5 separate regions of the Homo sapiens genome follow, and all the other regions are linked to region 3. Evidence: chromatin contacts called from ENCODE Hi-C or POLR2A ChIA-PET data. All regions are on one chromosome and are shown on one strand. The core of a region is the stretch at or near the end of the contact, and the rest is flanking DNA. Distances in the headings are between cores, read along the strand shown.

Evidence for each region. Hi-C counts contacts between places; a loop is a spot of excess contacts on that map. ChIA-PET counts read pairs that join two places held with the same protein, here RNA polymerase II (POLR2A). Pooled maps may share reads with other maps.
Region 1: a loop to region 3 is called in a map of CD4-positive, alpha-beta memory T cell, with 9 times the contacts of the local background. The contact joins the promoter of CD53 here to the promoter of KCNC4 in region 3. A Hi-C loop is called at or near these places in 2 of 168 maps with a recorded cell type or tissue (CD4-positive, alpha-beta memory T cell and naive thymus-derived CD4-positive, alpha-beta T cell), 1 of 37 single-sample maps with no recorded cell type and 9 of 50 pooled maps.
Region 2: a loop to region 3 is called in a map of naive thymus-derived CD4-positive, alpha-beta T cell, with 8 times the contacts of the local background. The contact joins the promoter of SARS1 here to the promoter of KCNC4 in region 3. A Hi-C loop is called at or near these places in 1 of 168 maps with a recorded cell type or tissue (naive thymus-derived CD4-positive, alpha-beta T cell) and 5 of 50 pooled maps. POLR2A ChIA-PET finds 5 or more read pairs at or near these places in 1 of 52 experiments (H1).
Region 4: a map of naive thymus-derived CD4-positive, alpha-beta T cell shows a loop between it and region 3 (12-fold over the local background). The contact joins the promoter of LRIF1 here to the promoter of KCNC4 in region 3. A Hi-C loop is called at or near these places in 1 of 168 maps with a recorded cell type or tissue (naive thymus-derived CD4-positive, alpha-beta T cell) and 10 of 50 pooled maps.
Region 5: a pooled map shows a loop between it and region 3 (4-fold over the local background). The contact joins the promoter of GSTM4 here to the promoter of KCNC4 in region 3. A Hi-C loop is called at or near these places in 1 of 37 single-sample maps with no recorded cell type and 1 of 50 pooled maps. POLR2A ChIA-PET finds 5 or more read pairs at or near these places in 1 of 52 experiments (activated T-cell).

The regions. Positions count from the first base shown.
Region 1 is chr1:110,871,794-110,874,493 of GRCh38, forward strand. It overlaps CD53 (CD53 molecule), which reads left to right and starts at 1,355. Exons shown (of 8, transcript NM_000560.4): 1 at 1,355-1,455. RefSeq lists enhancers at 556-605, 1,206-1,315.
Region 2 is chr1:109,212,521-109,215,220 of GRCh38, forward strand. SARS1 (seryl-tRNA synthetase 1) reads left to right here and starts at 1,398. Exons shown (of 11, transcript NM_006513.4): 1 at 1,398-1,608. The coding sequence starts at 1,473. RefSeq lists a silencer at 1,192-1,411 and an enhancer at 1,462-1,821.
Region 3 is chr1:110,209,056-110,211,755 of GRCh38, forward strand. It overlaps KCNC4 (potassium voltage-gated channel subfamily C member 4), which reads left to right and starts at 1,259. Exons shown (of 4, transcript NM_001039574.3): 1 at 1,259-2,700. The coding sequence starts at 2,445. KCNC4-DT (KCNC4 divergent transcript) reads right to left here and starts at 932. Exons shown (of 2, transcript NR_046546.1): 1 at 556-932; 2 at 1-149. RefSeq lists a silencer at 939-1,618.
Region 4 is chr1:110,962,596-110,965,373 of GRCh38, forward strand. It overlaps LRIF1 (ligand dependent nuclear receptor interacting factor 1), which reads right to left and starts at 1,327. Exons shown (of 4, transcript NM_018372.4): 1 at 1,026-1,327. The coding sequence starts at 1,093. RefSeq lists enhancers at 915-1,451, 986-1,195.
Region 5 is chr1:109,654,849-109,657,348 of GRCh38, forward strand. It overlaps GSTM4 (glutathione S-transferase mu 4), which reads left to right and starts at 1,251. Exons shown (of 8, transcript NM_000850.5): 1 at 1,251-1,577; 2 at 1,864-1,939; 3 at 2,367-2,431. The coding sequence starts at 1,542. RefSeq lists enhancers at 969-1,018, 1,892-2,477.

The DNA.
Region 1 (2,700 bases), core at 105-2,604, 660 kb after region 3:
AATTGTTCCCCAAGAGAAACTACACACACACACACACACACACACACACACACACCACACAGTTCCATGCTCAGATAAGTTTGGAGAAATCTATATATTATTTCCCCTGCTTAGAGAATATTAAGGACTGACAAGTTCTGCAGTAAAGACCTTTTTACCTTCATTTAATTCAGTTTTCCCCACAAGACAGCCCTGGCTGGAGATTACTCTGGATCTGAATGTCTCAGGGTGAAGGAAGCGGGAGACAGCTAGCTTTCCCAGAGGCATGCCCGCAAGTCAGCACCGCAGAGTGCATCTATCTGTTCATTTATAAGATGAAAACATTGGGGCCCAGTGATTGCTTCCAAGTTTCATAGTTAGCTAGTGATACATTTGGGTTGTCACATACTCCTTTGACCCAATCTAAGAAAATTCCAGTGATGCAGCATAGTGAAACCAGAAACACATTTTTCAAAATATATTGATCACAGTGTTTCTCAAAAGGCCTTCTCTGTGACCTTGAATTTTAATCCTACCTCTGACATGTCTTAGTTGTATGAGCTTGGGCAAATTTTCTAACCTCTTTGAGCGCCTGTTTTCTTGTATATAAATAAGGATGTAACAGTAACCAGTAGGATTATTATTAGGTGTTACCATTAATAAACTGAGGCTGACAGATTGAGACTTGCTCAAGATCTCACAGCTAAAAGAGATAAAGCTGGAACTGAAACTCAGATCTTTGGCTCCAAATGTGGTGTTTCCTGTACTAACCAAATCATTTCTACCAGTGCCCCTGGGATTATGCCTTGGGGACTCACCTTAAGACAGTCTTGCTCTCGAGACAGAGAAGTCTGCAAATGGTGTCCAATTCAAGTCTAGAGACTGGCTGAAGCCAGACAGAGGGAGTATGAGGAGGGGGCAGAGAATCTTCAGAAAGACATTCCAAAGTCTCGGGCCTAGAAAATGTTTAGAAATATTGGTTCCTGTGTTCCCCTCCAGTCTGTCTACCTGAATGGGAAACTGGTGGTGGGGCCAGGCATACTTCTTTTTGAACAAATACACAGTTAATTCTGAGATGCCACCTTGATTGAGAAGCACTGTCCTTTTCTAAGCAAAAATCATTGCCAAATTACCCTAGAATCCACCACTGCTCACAGATCTGTGCCTGAACCAACTTGGTTTTGAAGTTTTCTTTTGTTTCACAAAACTAGTTTAGGGTGGGCTGTGAGAGGAAGCTTCTAAAAAGCCACTGGGAAAGTACTAAATCTCTGAGACTAAAGAGGGCGGACTCAGCCTCACTTCCTCCTTCTTCTCATCTGGGCTTCCTGTCGTCACAGCATGATCATATTTTTTCACCCTTCACTTCTCCTTTTACACAAATAGCCCCGGATATCTGTGTTACCAGCCTTGTCTCGGCCACCTCAAGGATAATCACTAAATTCTGCCGAAAGGACTGAGGAACGGTGCCTGGAAAAGGTAAGGTTGATGACGTTTTAACTTGGCTTGCTGTCTAATGTGGGGTAGGGCGTATTCTTAGGGGTCTCCATATACCTCTCTAGTAACCATAAAATCTCCGGCAACTTCTCTTTCACAAATATTTAGTGCACAAAGTAAAACAGATTAGCAAGATCCTAGTAACATCCCCAAAGGCAATCAGGCCAGAAATACTTTTACTTAATCAGGTTCCCATTATCTAAATCTCTGAGTCGAGGCATTCACATGCCTTAATTGCTTCAGAGCTTGAATTACTCTGTGTAGTAATTCCTGATGCCTGGAGCTTTCTATGCGAGATGACATTGGGGAGATTTCCTATGTGCTCTGGTCTTCAGAAAATTGGTCTTGTGATTTTAAAGTGAGGAAAGAACCCACAGCCAGAGCTGTCTTTAGAAAGACAGCTAGAAGACACAGTTCTTTTTCATTTGAGAAAATTTCAAAAGTAAATTTAGTGACTCCCACTGTGGTTCTTCAAAGCCACTAAATAGAAAGGTGGCTAAAAATCAAAACACCAGGATGTGCTCAGTAACTGTATTTTAAAAGGTGAAAGCTAGACATCTCTAAAGGATGCATAGATTGTTGGCTTTTAAGGAGCAGGAAGCACATTGGGATCCTCAGCATTTCCCCAAATTATCCTTGGTGTACAAAACATGACCACTGATAAATGTCACATGAAATGCACGTATAAAATGCAATCCCCAAAACTTGATACTGCAGTAATTTCCAATCATGTGCTGTAACTAATGACTGAGGTTGCATGGACTCAGCAAAGTGTTAGCAGAGCTTCGGTCCTGACTCTCTGTGACCACCATCGGAAACTCTATGTAAGAGCTTTCTTCTTCCAAGACCTGTGAGAATTTCACTTGATTATGCCCTGGAGCAGAAAGGAGAAAGTTCTCTTTGATTACACCCACCCATCTAAGTATGAGGATTGGGAACAGGGCAGAGGGCTCTAGATTTCCAAGAGGGGTGGGGACGGGGAGAGGGCTCTGGATTCCCAAAACACCTCAGAGTTTATTGAGCCTTGTATTAAAAAATAAAAAGCAGTCTTTTAAATAAATTCACTTAATAATCAAGTGGTAGGTGCCTCCTGAGGCCAGGCACTGTGCTTTGGGAATTGTGGGGGAGGGAGATGAAAAGGTAGAAGGAGAATATTTGTCTAGCAAACAGTCCTACTCTTAAGGAACTCCCATGGGAGATAAGAGATATCATACTATGCGTGTGCTT
Region 2 (2,700 bases), core at 148-2,647, 1.0 Mb before region 3:
CTCACAGACCTCAAGGAAACATTTACCAGTTTATTATAAAGGATAGTACAAAGGGTACAAATGAACAGCCAGATGAAGAGATGGATAGGGCAAGGTGTCAGGGGTGCAGAGCTTCCATAACCTTTCTGGGCAAGACACCCTCCTGGCATCTCCACATGTTCAACAACCCTGAAGCTCATCAACTCTTGTTGTTCGAGCGTTTATAGAGTTTGATGTCCAGCTCCTCCCCTCCCCCTTTCCTGGAGGTTGAAGGGTGGGGATGAAAGTTCCAATCCTCCAATCACTTGGTCTCTCTGGTGACTGGCCCCATCCTAAGGTTATCTAGGGCCCCCATCCTAAATCACCTCCTTATTATAAACTCAGGTGTTATCAAAGAGACCCATTACGTATAACCCAGGAAATTCAAGGGTTTTAGGGGCTGTGTCAGGAACCAGGGACAAAGCCCAAATATATTTCATATTATAAATAAATAATATGATAGTTAGCTATGTCACACCCTCATCTCAGGAGTCCATGACGGCGGTATAAGATCAAGAAGGTCTTAGCACATCTAGCTTCGAGAAGGCATTGGAAGTGAGGCTTTAAAGTTTCTGCAGAGTGGAAGGATTGGGGGTGGGGGTGGGGGAGGAGATCACCTGTTCCCAAATCCTTCAAATAATCTCTTGTTATCAGGGAGATTCTTTGATAACTTTGGCTTCACTCGGCAACTAGAATATTTCATTTAAAGGTCTGAACATTATAAAATCAAAGTATGATACAAACCGTTCTTCAAGACGCTTTCAAATTGACCCAAGACATGACCTCAACACCTTATACGGCGTTCAAATCTGCTTAATGTCCCTTTGGAAAAGTTTTCTCTCGTCTCTCTCTAAAAGACAACCGCACTTTCCCAAAGCTGTGCTCTTAAGAGTTGGTAAAGTGACAATTTGGTTTATCCAATAATCAGATTAATAAAGGTATACCATTTCTAAGGCACGAGAGCAGGAATCTTAAGCTGAGGTAGCCCTGGGACTAAATATGCCATCCTCTTGTATCAAGATGGAGAAGACGGCCGAGGTTCAGGGAAAGAGCCCAGTGGAAGAACCCAACCTAGTGAGAGGAAAACGGGCACCTGGTGAAGGCCCCGGCCTCTAAGCTAGGGATGAGGGGACAGGCCTCTGCCTAGCCTGAGACAGGAGTAGGAAACTGAGGCATTCACACTTTTATGTGGCGATCACAGTTCCTGCAGACTGTAGCAGAGCTGGGGAGCAGGAACCAGAGGTATAGTCCCACGCCCACCCACTCTCCCCTCCCCTCCCTCCGCGGCCCCGCCTCCAACCAGCCGCTTCCGGTCGCGGGGAGGGTCGCCTGCGGGCTCCAGCTGCGCCTGCGCAGGAAGGGCGGGTCAGCGCGCCGGCGCAGTGCGGCGGTCACAGGCTGAGTGCTGCGGCGCGATCCTTGCTTCCCTGAGCGTTGGCCCGGGAGGAAAGAAGATGGTGCTGGATCTGGATTTGTTTCGGGTGGATAAAGGAGGGGACCCAGCCCTCATCCGAGAGACGCAGGAGAAGCGCTTCAAGGACCCGGGACTAGTGGACCAGCTGGTGAAGGCAGACAGCGAGTGGCGACGATGTAAGTACCGGGACGGGCGGGTTACCTCCTTGATGCTAAACCCAATTTTCTCTCTCAAATCCAGCCACCGCTCCTGAGGCCACAGCTTCCACCCTTCGTCAGACCCCCTCCCAGGGTGCGGTGGCTCCGAGGTTCTCCCCATCCCCGAAAACACAGCCTGGTCGCCGGGGTCATCCCACTTTCTCCTCCACCCGGGCGGAGCGAGGTCCCTTCCACGCGTGCTCAGTGCCGTTCGCTGCCAGTGTGCGTACGCACGCGCATCGGGAGCTGTCAAGCCTTCCTGCCCCAGGGGTTGCCAGAACATGCCGGGGCGGGAGGTTGTGGGGTCTACGCGGCTTTCCTAACACGAATCTTTGGTCCCCCCCAGTCTTTTTCTCATCTTCAGCAAGGCCAGAGTGGTTTTCCTTTGTTTTGATAGGATCAAAGGCTTCTCCTGAGACTGCGTCACTTCTGCAACACAGTAGATTCATTCCTTCGGTATCGGAAGCATTTCGGGGCGTTGGAGGCCGCTCTTGGCCAAAATAAATGACCCTGAAGCTTTTCGGAAGGCCATCCCCCGACCTATGGGCATACCTTTAAGAATTAGAAAAGTCTTTTCCGTGGTAGATCAAACGCGAGGGGAGTGAGGAGGCGAGCAAAAGATTGTAATGACTGAAGCTGTTTAATTGTGATTTGTGGACGTTTTCCTTTAAAGACATTGGCAGAGTTGGGCTAGAACCTGGAACTGCCGGATCTTGGAGTCATATCGGGCATCTATCATGAAGCCGAATAAAACCATAGAACCATCTGCCCATAAATCTCTGCCTGTATTAACTGGAGTGGTCGCTGGTTGGGCGGATGCTGTCAAGTACTTGTGATTTGATTTGTCTGATGCAATAGGTCTGCAACCATCTGGGAGCTAGGTCGATGACAGTACACTGCAAAGGCAGCCACTATCCAAGAGTGTGATGGATTTCTATTAGGAAAATTGATTTTCTCCTGTTTATAAGGATCTTGGATGTCAAAAGAATATTTGTTTAACTTGAGTTTTGTGCTGATTCTATGTCTTAGGCCCTCTATTGTAGTAGTTTGTTTGATTGTGAGATTCCACAC
Region 3 (2,700 bases), core at 9-2,508:
CTTGTCTTGTTTTTCTCAGTTGAGCTAGGTACTGCCTGATCTGGAACTGGGAAGGTGCACAGGTGTCCAGGGCAGGTGTGTCATTCACCTTTCATTTCTGCCTCAAGATCTCTTTACATCATCCAGACAGGCATGGAGGCTGCCTGAAGCTGTAAAAAAGAAAAAAAAACCCAATGGGGATTAATATGAAGATGTAAAATAGGTTCTGGACTTAACAAAAACAAATGAATCTGGAAATTGCTCTTGGGATAGGGCCAGTAAAGTCCTGTTGGTGCCTACGTTTTGGGTATGGCAGCTTCTCAATCACTTAGCAAACAGGTTCTCAGAGGCAGGCACTGTGGGAGCTATCAAGATGAAAAAGCACAATGCCGCCTGCAGGAGCTCAGGGTTAGGGAGGGGAGAGGAGACATATACACAGGCAAAGTCAAATTGTAATGGGTAGAATAAGAGTAGAAACAGGAAGGGGTCATGAGGCAGGACACGGGCATTTCCTATGTGGACCCCAGAGCAATGACGAGCAAAGGCTTTAACTAATGACTTTTCAGGGCCACCCACCCACTCCACATCCATAAAACATTTCGCGATGAACACAGCCAGAGCTACGGTTTCCTTCCATCCGGCACAAGAAGCGCTTCTCTGCCCAAGGCCACCCCGTCCTCCATTCCATCGCGGGGACTTTGGTGGCTGGGACAGAGGCGGAGAGCATCAAGACCATGGGTGTCTTGGGCTACGTTGGGCCTCCGAGGCGCAGGATGCGGGGCGGGGTGGTCAGAAGGCCCCAACACGGTCCCTGGGAAAGGAGAGGGCAGCCTGATCCTCGCGACAGCGTCTCTACCCTCTTTCTTCCTTGGCCTTCCGTCAGCCGCAGTGAAACGGCAACAGTGCGACCAGCTTGGCGGGGAGGGGGCGAGGGACGAAGCAAGAAGAGCCGGGCGGAGGTTAGAGGTCAGGGGTCGAGAGCGCTTCGGTGTCAGCGGGCTGCGGTGGGAGGAGCTGCGGGCCCGGGGGAGGCGCGGAGCAGGGCTGAGGGGGGCGGGAGGGGTTGCCGGCGGAAGCGCGCAGGGGCGGCGCGCTGGGCTGGGCACTGGCGGCGAGGAGGTGACGCGCTTGGTTGGGGCTCGGCTCCGGGGAGGAAGACTGCGCTCGGTCGCCAGGGCCTGCAGTGAGTCGGATCGGCCCCGCGCTGCGCCGCGCCCCGCCCACCCCGCCCCGCGAAGGGCGCGTCTGGGCGAGGCGGGGCCCCGGAGGAAAAGGCGCCACTGGGGCGTGGCGGCCGCTGCCAGCGCCGGAGGGAGACCATGAGCCCCTAGGGCCCCAGCCCACCGGCGCCGAGGCGCCCCCTCCCCTATGCCACCTCGCGCCCGCCCCCTGCCGCGCGCGAGCCAAGGCCGGCGCCCCGCCCGGAGATGGGCAGACGCGTAGATGGCGTGGCTCCCAGCGCCGCCAGATCGCAGGAACCAGGCGCCGGGGCGTTGCGCTGAGGCTCCCTCTCCGCGCGGCCCGGGAAGCCTGCAGGTGTCCTTGGCCGCTCGGCCGCCGCCCCCGGTACACCTTCGCCAGTGCCCAGAGCCCGGCTCCCCAGAGCGGCCCCGCCCCCCAGGCTCGGCGCCGCGCAGGACGCCCCGTCTGAGGCACCCCCGCCCCAGCGCGGCCCCCGCAGCGCTGCGCCCGGTCCGGCGCAGCTCCCAGCCGCGGACGCAGGACCCGAGGCTCGCTCCTGCGGGCGCGCTTGTTTTCCAGCTGCCGCCTCGCCCTGCGCAGCCCCCGCCCGCCCGGCCGCCGCTCTCTGCTCTGCCCCGCCTGCCTTCCTCGCCCGGCGCTGGATTTATGAATGGGGGGAAGAGGCCACATGCCGCCGCCGCCGCCTCGTGTTGACCGCAAGCAGCCCGGGCCCACGGAGCTCCGGCTGCCGTGAGAGTGTCGGCCTGGCCCCGGCAGCCGCTCGGAGGACTTGTTGCTGCTGCGCTGCCGCCGCTGCGGGGAAGCCGGCTATTCCGGGGCTTGGTGCGGTCTTGGAGCCGGAGGGTGGCCCGTGTGAGCGCGAGCGCCCCGGACCTTCGCGGTGCGCGTGGACTGTGCGCTTCCTCGTCTTTGGTCGGGGTGAAGGCGGGGGCGTGTCCCCGGCCCAGAGCGTTTGTGTGTCCCGTCGTAGCGGGGGACCGCGTGTGTGCTTGCTTCTACTTCCCCGGGTCCTCCCTCTCTGCGCCTCCCTCTCTCCGGAGCTTCCTGCCCTAACCCCAACCACCTGTGTACCGGAGAAATCCAACTCCTCCCGCTCCGCGTCCTAGGGGGATAGGCAGGGGCAAGCCCAAGCCGCAGAGGGGGCCGCCACCGCCTCCTGCCTCCTCTTCGTCTCCTCCCCCTCCCCCGTCTGACGCTGCCTCCTCGGGAAGGGTGTTTGGAGGGCAGCGGCCGCCCCAAGCCGGAGCCCCGCAGCGCTTCTTATGATCAGCTCGGTGTGTGTCTCCTCCTACCGCGGGCGCAAGTCGGGGAACAAGCCTCCGTCCAAAACATGTCTGAAGGAGGAGATGGCCAAGGGCGAGGCGTCGGAGAAGATCATCATCAACGTGGGCGGCACGCGACATGAGACCTACCGCAGCACCCTGCGCACCCTACCGGGAACCCGCCTCGCCTGGCTGGCCGACCCCGACGGCGGGGGCCGGCCCGAGACCGATGGCGGCGGTGTGGGTAGCAGCGGCA
Region 4 (2,778 bases), core at 77-2,576, 750 kb after region 3:
TCCTACACGACGTATTTTACATTATTTCATTCTCCTAATCTTTAAAATATTTCTAAGTGCTATTATTTACAGACTGGAAACAGGTACCTGGCCTCACAAATGCTAACTAGCAAAGTTGAGATTAACCCCAGGTAGCTTGATTTTCTTCAAACGAAAATCCTCTTCCATGAGTTTTGCATCTTAGTTCTTCATTTTCTTATTAGAGTCTGCAGACCCTATTTTTTCCTCATCACTTAATCTACTAACCATGTGAGAGTACAAGTGAAAATATTCTGCTTTAGCTAACATTGTTTCCAATTCATTTCCTTGTAATACAATTTAAAAAAAAAAACCCAAAAACTAAGTTACTGATCATCTATTTTCTAACTTTACAAGAATATCTTCCTTAGAAATACTGGACTCTCCTCATGCCAAATATAAATAGCCAATGAAATGGCACTTCATTACACCCTACTTCAAAAAGGCTGTTCAAAAGGACTGACTTTACACGAGGATTTCTCCAGTCTTACTTCTCTCTCTTCACATAAAACTATTACTTGAAATTTTAAATATTCGATCTCCTCATTCTAAAGCCCTTTTTCTTCAATCACACACCCTTTCTGTCTCACTATTAAAATCTATTTTCACTGAAGGTCCAGCGCCACCAGGGCTGCACTTGCTAATCCGTGCTGACTGCTGCGTTTCTGCGTGTGCGTGAGAATCTTCCAGAAGGTTTGAGTCACATAAGAGCGTCGGCCATCTTGGTTTTCATCTCCCGTGGAGATCTACTCGGTCCGCCTATTAAACTTGAGACGCTGGGGTCCCGCGGAGCCGCTGTGTCAGGCTCTAAAGAGGTTTTACATTTCCCAGAGGAAAGCGCTCTATGGGCTTTAAGCGCCGCGGAGACAAGCGCTTCCCGCCTGGGTGGCGCACTCTGCGGGCTCCAACTCCTCTCAACTACACAGCGTCCGGAAACGACGGCCGACTCCACATCCCTAAGACGGACAGAGGGGCAGCCGTGGGGAGGATTCGAAACCGGTACTTACCAACGCGAGGCGTTGCCTGAATTTTCCTCTGCGGGTTTCAGGAAGACCCTCCGTAGGTTATTTGACATTTTAGTGGGGAGAAAGGGGACACCTCATCCAGAAAAGTGGGAAGCGTGGGGCCGAGTTTCCCAATGGGGCGAGAACCAGAGCGAGGGAATGTTGGGCTGGAGTTGCCCACAGCAACTGTGAGGGGTTCGACCTTAACGGAGGGCGACAGCGGGCTCTCGAGAGGGTGTATCCCCAGGCTTCGGGACGAGGTCGCGCACCGCGCAGAAACCGGAAGGCTCCTGGCGGTGGACTGCGCCCTCACAGCCCTACGCTGAGAGAGAATCGGCGTGAGTCTCCGCCCTCAGAGCCTACGACAACTCTCCAGACTCCGCCGGAGCAGGCGCAGGGGGCGTGGCCTTGGTGGCACCACCCCCAACAGAGCCTGGTCAGTGCTGAAGACTGCGTCAGTCTGGCTCTGCCGCCCCGCCCACTGAAGCCGATAGCTGGAGCAAAGCTCGGTCGGGCGTCTTCCGGGGTCGTCACGTCCGGTTGCCAAGGTGACTGGCTCGCTAAAGCCCAACCCTTATGATGCAATCCAATGGCAAGTGATATTTGCTATCTTTTCTTCCGGATCAAGGAACAAATCGCAAAAGAAAGCTCTCCCGACACCTACGCAAAATAAAATGTTTCCGGGGTCAATCATAAATTTTCTGCTTCTGTGCTCGCCGCTAGCGTACGTTTTTCTCTCCCGTCAGTGCATTAAAAGACATCGGCGCGCTTTTTTGGAGTCATGCACTTCTGGCCTGAGAAAACTTAAAACGCCTGCCTGTGGCCAGCGATTATTGTTGCTGCTTCTCTGAAGGTTTCCCATTTACTCCTCTTTCCTGAAGCTTTGCCTCTAGACTTACTTAACTCTTTCCTCCAGCCTACGTTCATCGAAACTATCACTTATTGTCATATAGACCTTTATTTCTGAAGGGAGATCTGGGAGTTGCATCAGAACATCCATTGTATTCATTAAATCATTTATTCAGCTGTCCATTGCAGTTGATGCTCTTTATCTCACACTATTTGAGAATTTTTCCTCGCAGCACTATTAATTAGTCCCTCATCTTGACGCCATTGGCAATATACTTTCCTGGTTTTGCTCCTACCTTTTTGTCTACACCTTCTCAATCTCTTTTGAAGATATCTCCCTTTTCAAGGGAGTTCCTTTCAGCTTGATCACTGATTCTCTTATGTTTTCAAACTGTCTTGTCTCGATTCGTGGTTTTATTCATGCTCCTGGATTGAATTACCACCTCCACCCATTATTTTACCACCAAACACATGTATGTCCTTGGCACTGATTTAAGTGTTTTACAAAATTAATTTACTCCTAACAGCTAATAAAATAATTATTATATGCAGATGAAGTAACTGATGCTCAGAGAGGGTGAACAAATTTTTAGAGGTCATAGAGCTTGTGAGTGATGGAGCCAGGCTCCAAATCCAGGTTGTCTGGCTAAACACACCATGTACTACTGCATTATGCTGCCGTGTGACTCATAAATTTATGTTCCCAGTTCTGATTTCTCTGAGATCTATACCTGGATGTTCAAGTGAATTGTTGAGATATCCTTTTTGCTATTTTAAAAGCCCCTTCAAATGAAACATGTTCAAAACCACACTTATGACTTGCTTCTCTTCCCCCCACTACACGTTTTCTTTTATCAGTGCTATCTCAGAAAGAAAGAAAGAAATAACTTCCTTCCATTAAAGTTGC
Region 5 (2,500 bases), core at 1-2,500, 550 kb before region 3:
CAGGCACCGCTTCTCTCTCCTACACTCAACCCCTCTCCCACTCCACTGCCTCTCAGTGTGCAAAAACAGTAAGAAGTGTCCCGTATTTTCAAAATCTCTCCCCTGTAGTTCCCACCTGACTTCTAGTCGTAGGTGGCCAAAGTACAGTGTTTTTGAAGGATTGTTTTATTCCCAGTGCCTGGAATATGGTAGGATCTCAACAACTGTTGTTTCAATAAAGGAATGACCAAATGGGTGAATACTAATGTAACAATATCAATTCTGTTTCTTTCATAATTATTCTCATAAGTGTTAGCTTTCTTAAAAAATCATCTTCACAATTGGACCTAGACATTTTATCTTTCCCAGCTCAAGATGGATAAACTCAGAATGACAGGCCAGGCACCGTGGCTCATGCCTGTAATCCCAGCACTTTGGGAGGCGGAGGCGGGTGGATCACTTGAGACCAGGAGTTCAAGACCAGTCTGGTCAACACGGTGAAATCCCATCTCTACAGAAAATACAAAAAAGTTAGCAGGGCGTCGTGGCGCTCGTCTGTAATCCCAGCTGCTCGGGAGGCTGAGGCAGGAGAATCGCTTGAGCCCGGGAGGCGGAGGTTGCAATGAACCGAGATCGCCCTACTGCACTCCAGCCTGGGCAACACAGCGAGTCCCCGTTCCAAAAAAAAAAAAAAAAAAAAGACTCAGAATGACACATTCTTAATGTCTTAATGTATAATGAGAAGTATAACTATTCAGAAGTCCAAGCACTTGTGTGTGCATGGTGCTATCGTCTTGCTGTAGGCAAACCTACATGGGAATCCACCTTGACACATAGGCCACTTCCTGAGCCTGGACCCAGTCTCAGAGCTGGGGAACTGGCCCAATGCAAAAGGGTCGGGAGCATCTGCAACAGAGACTGAGCTCTATCAGCTTCGGTGACATAGCCTCCATTCACGCTCCCCAACTCAGCAGAGAGAGCACACCATCAGACTTCTAAGACTTAGTAGCCAAGAAGTGTTGAATTAAACTCTCTGAGACCTCTCTTTAGTCTGACCCTGGCAGCCTCAGTCTCCCAGAGCCTGTGGGAACTCGGCAGCCGAGAGGCAGAAGGCTGGGCGACGTCCGGAGAAGAAGAAACGGGGGAAGAACTTTTCTCTTACGATCTGGCTTTACTCTCACGCGCACAGCCGAGTCCCTGGGGACCCAGCAGAGGTCCGAAGCGGAGCGGGGCGGGGCGGGGCTACGGAAGCTGGCGAGGCCGAGCCCCTCCTAGTGCTTCCGGACCTTGCTCCCTGAACACTCGGAGGTGGCGGTGGATCTTACTCCTTCCAGCCAGTGAGGATCCAGCAACCTGCTCCGTGCCTCCCGCGCCTGTTGGTTGGAAGTGACGACCTTGAAGATCGGCCGGTTGGAAGTGACGACCTTGAAGATCGGCGGGCGCAGCGGGGCCGAGGGGGCGGGTCTGGCGCTAGGTCCAGCCCCTGCGTGCCGGGAACCCCAGAGGAGGTCGCAGTTCAGCCCAGCTGAGGCCTGTCTGCAGAATCGACACCAACCAGCATCATGTCCATGACACTGGGGTACTGGGACATCCGCGGGGTGAGTGAGGGTCCGCTGCACTGTGGGACCGGGCGCGTGGGCGGGAAGTGCCGAGCGGCTGGGGACCGGCTCTAGGGACGGTTCCCTCCTTAGGGCTATCTCTCACAGGAGGGCCTGTGCATGCCTGTGTGTGTGTGTGTGTGTGTGTGTGTGTGTGTGTGTGTGCGTGCGCCGGGGTGGGGGGGGGGTGCAGTGCAGTGTAGACTAGGGGCTCACCTGGTGCAGAGAAAGTCACCAAGTCAGGGACCCTCCATCTCTGACACGACCTGCGGGCCATCTCTTCCAGCTGGCCCACGCCATCCGCCTGCTCCTGGAATACACAGACTCAAGCTACGAGGAAAAGAAGTATACGATGGGGGACGGTAATGACACCCTTGTGTCCGGGCTCTGCCCACTCACGCTGAGTTGGCACCAAGCAACCCATGGTGGCCACCTGTGGCTACCTCTGCAGGCCTCCCCTGCTGGAGCTGCAGGCTGTCCCTTCCCTGAGCCCCGGTGAGGGAGTCCTGTGGCCTTGCAAGGCAGAATGCTGGGGCGGGATGCTGGGCCCCCTGTTTAATTGGGTTGGGTGTCCCTCAGAGCTTCCCTAAACCCTGGAAGCCTTAGCCGTGTGGGGTCCAGAGCCCTCAGCGGGATTCTTTGTCCCTGAACCCTGGGATGTGGGACTGAGTGGTCAGATTCTAGATCCACCTGTCTCAGGGATCTTGCCACTGGTTCCTTGGGAGGGTCCCCGGGAAGGAGGGCTGGGCTCTGGGGAGGTTTGTTTTCACTTCTTCTTCCCCACGGCAGCTCCTGACTATGACAGAAGCCAGTGGCTGAATGAAAAATTCAAGCTGGGCCTGGACTTTCCCAATGTAGGTGCAGGGGAAGGGGCGGTTTTGGGGGAAAGTGCGACGTGTCTCTGACTGCATCTCCTCTCCCCA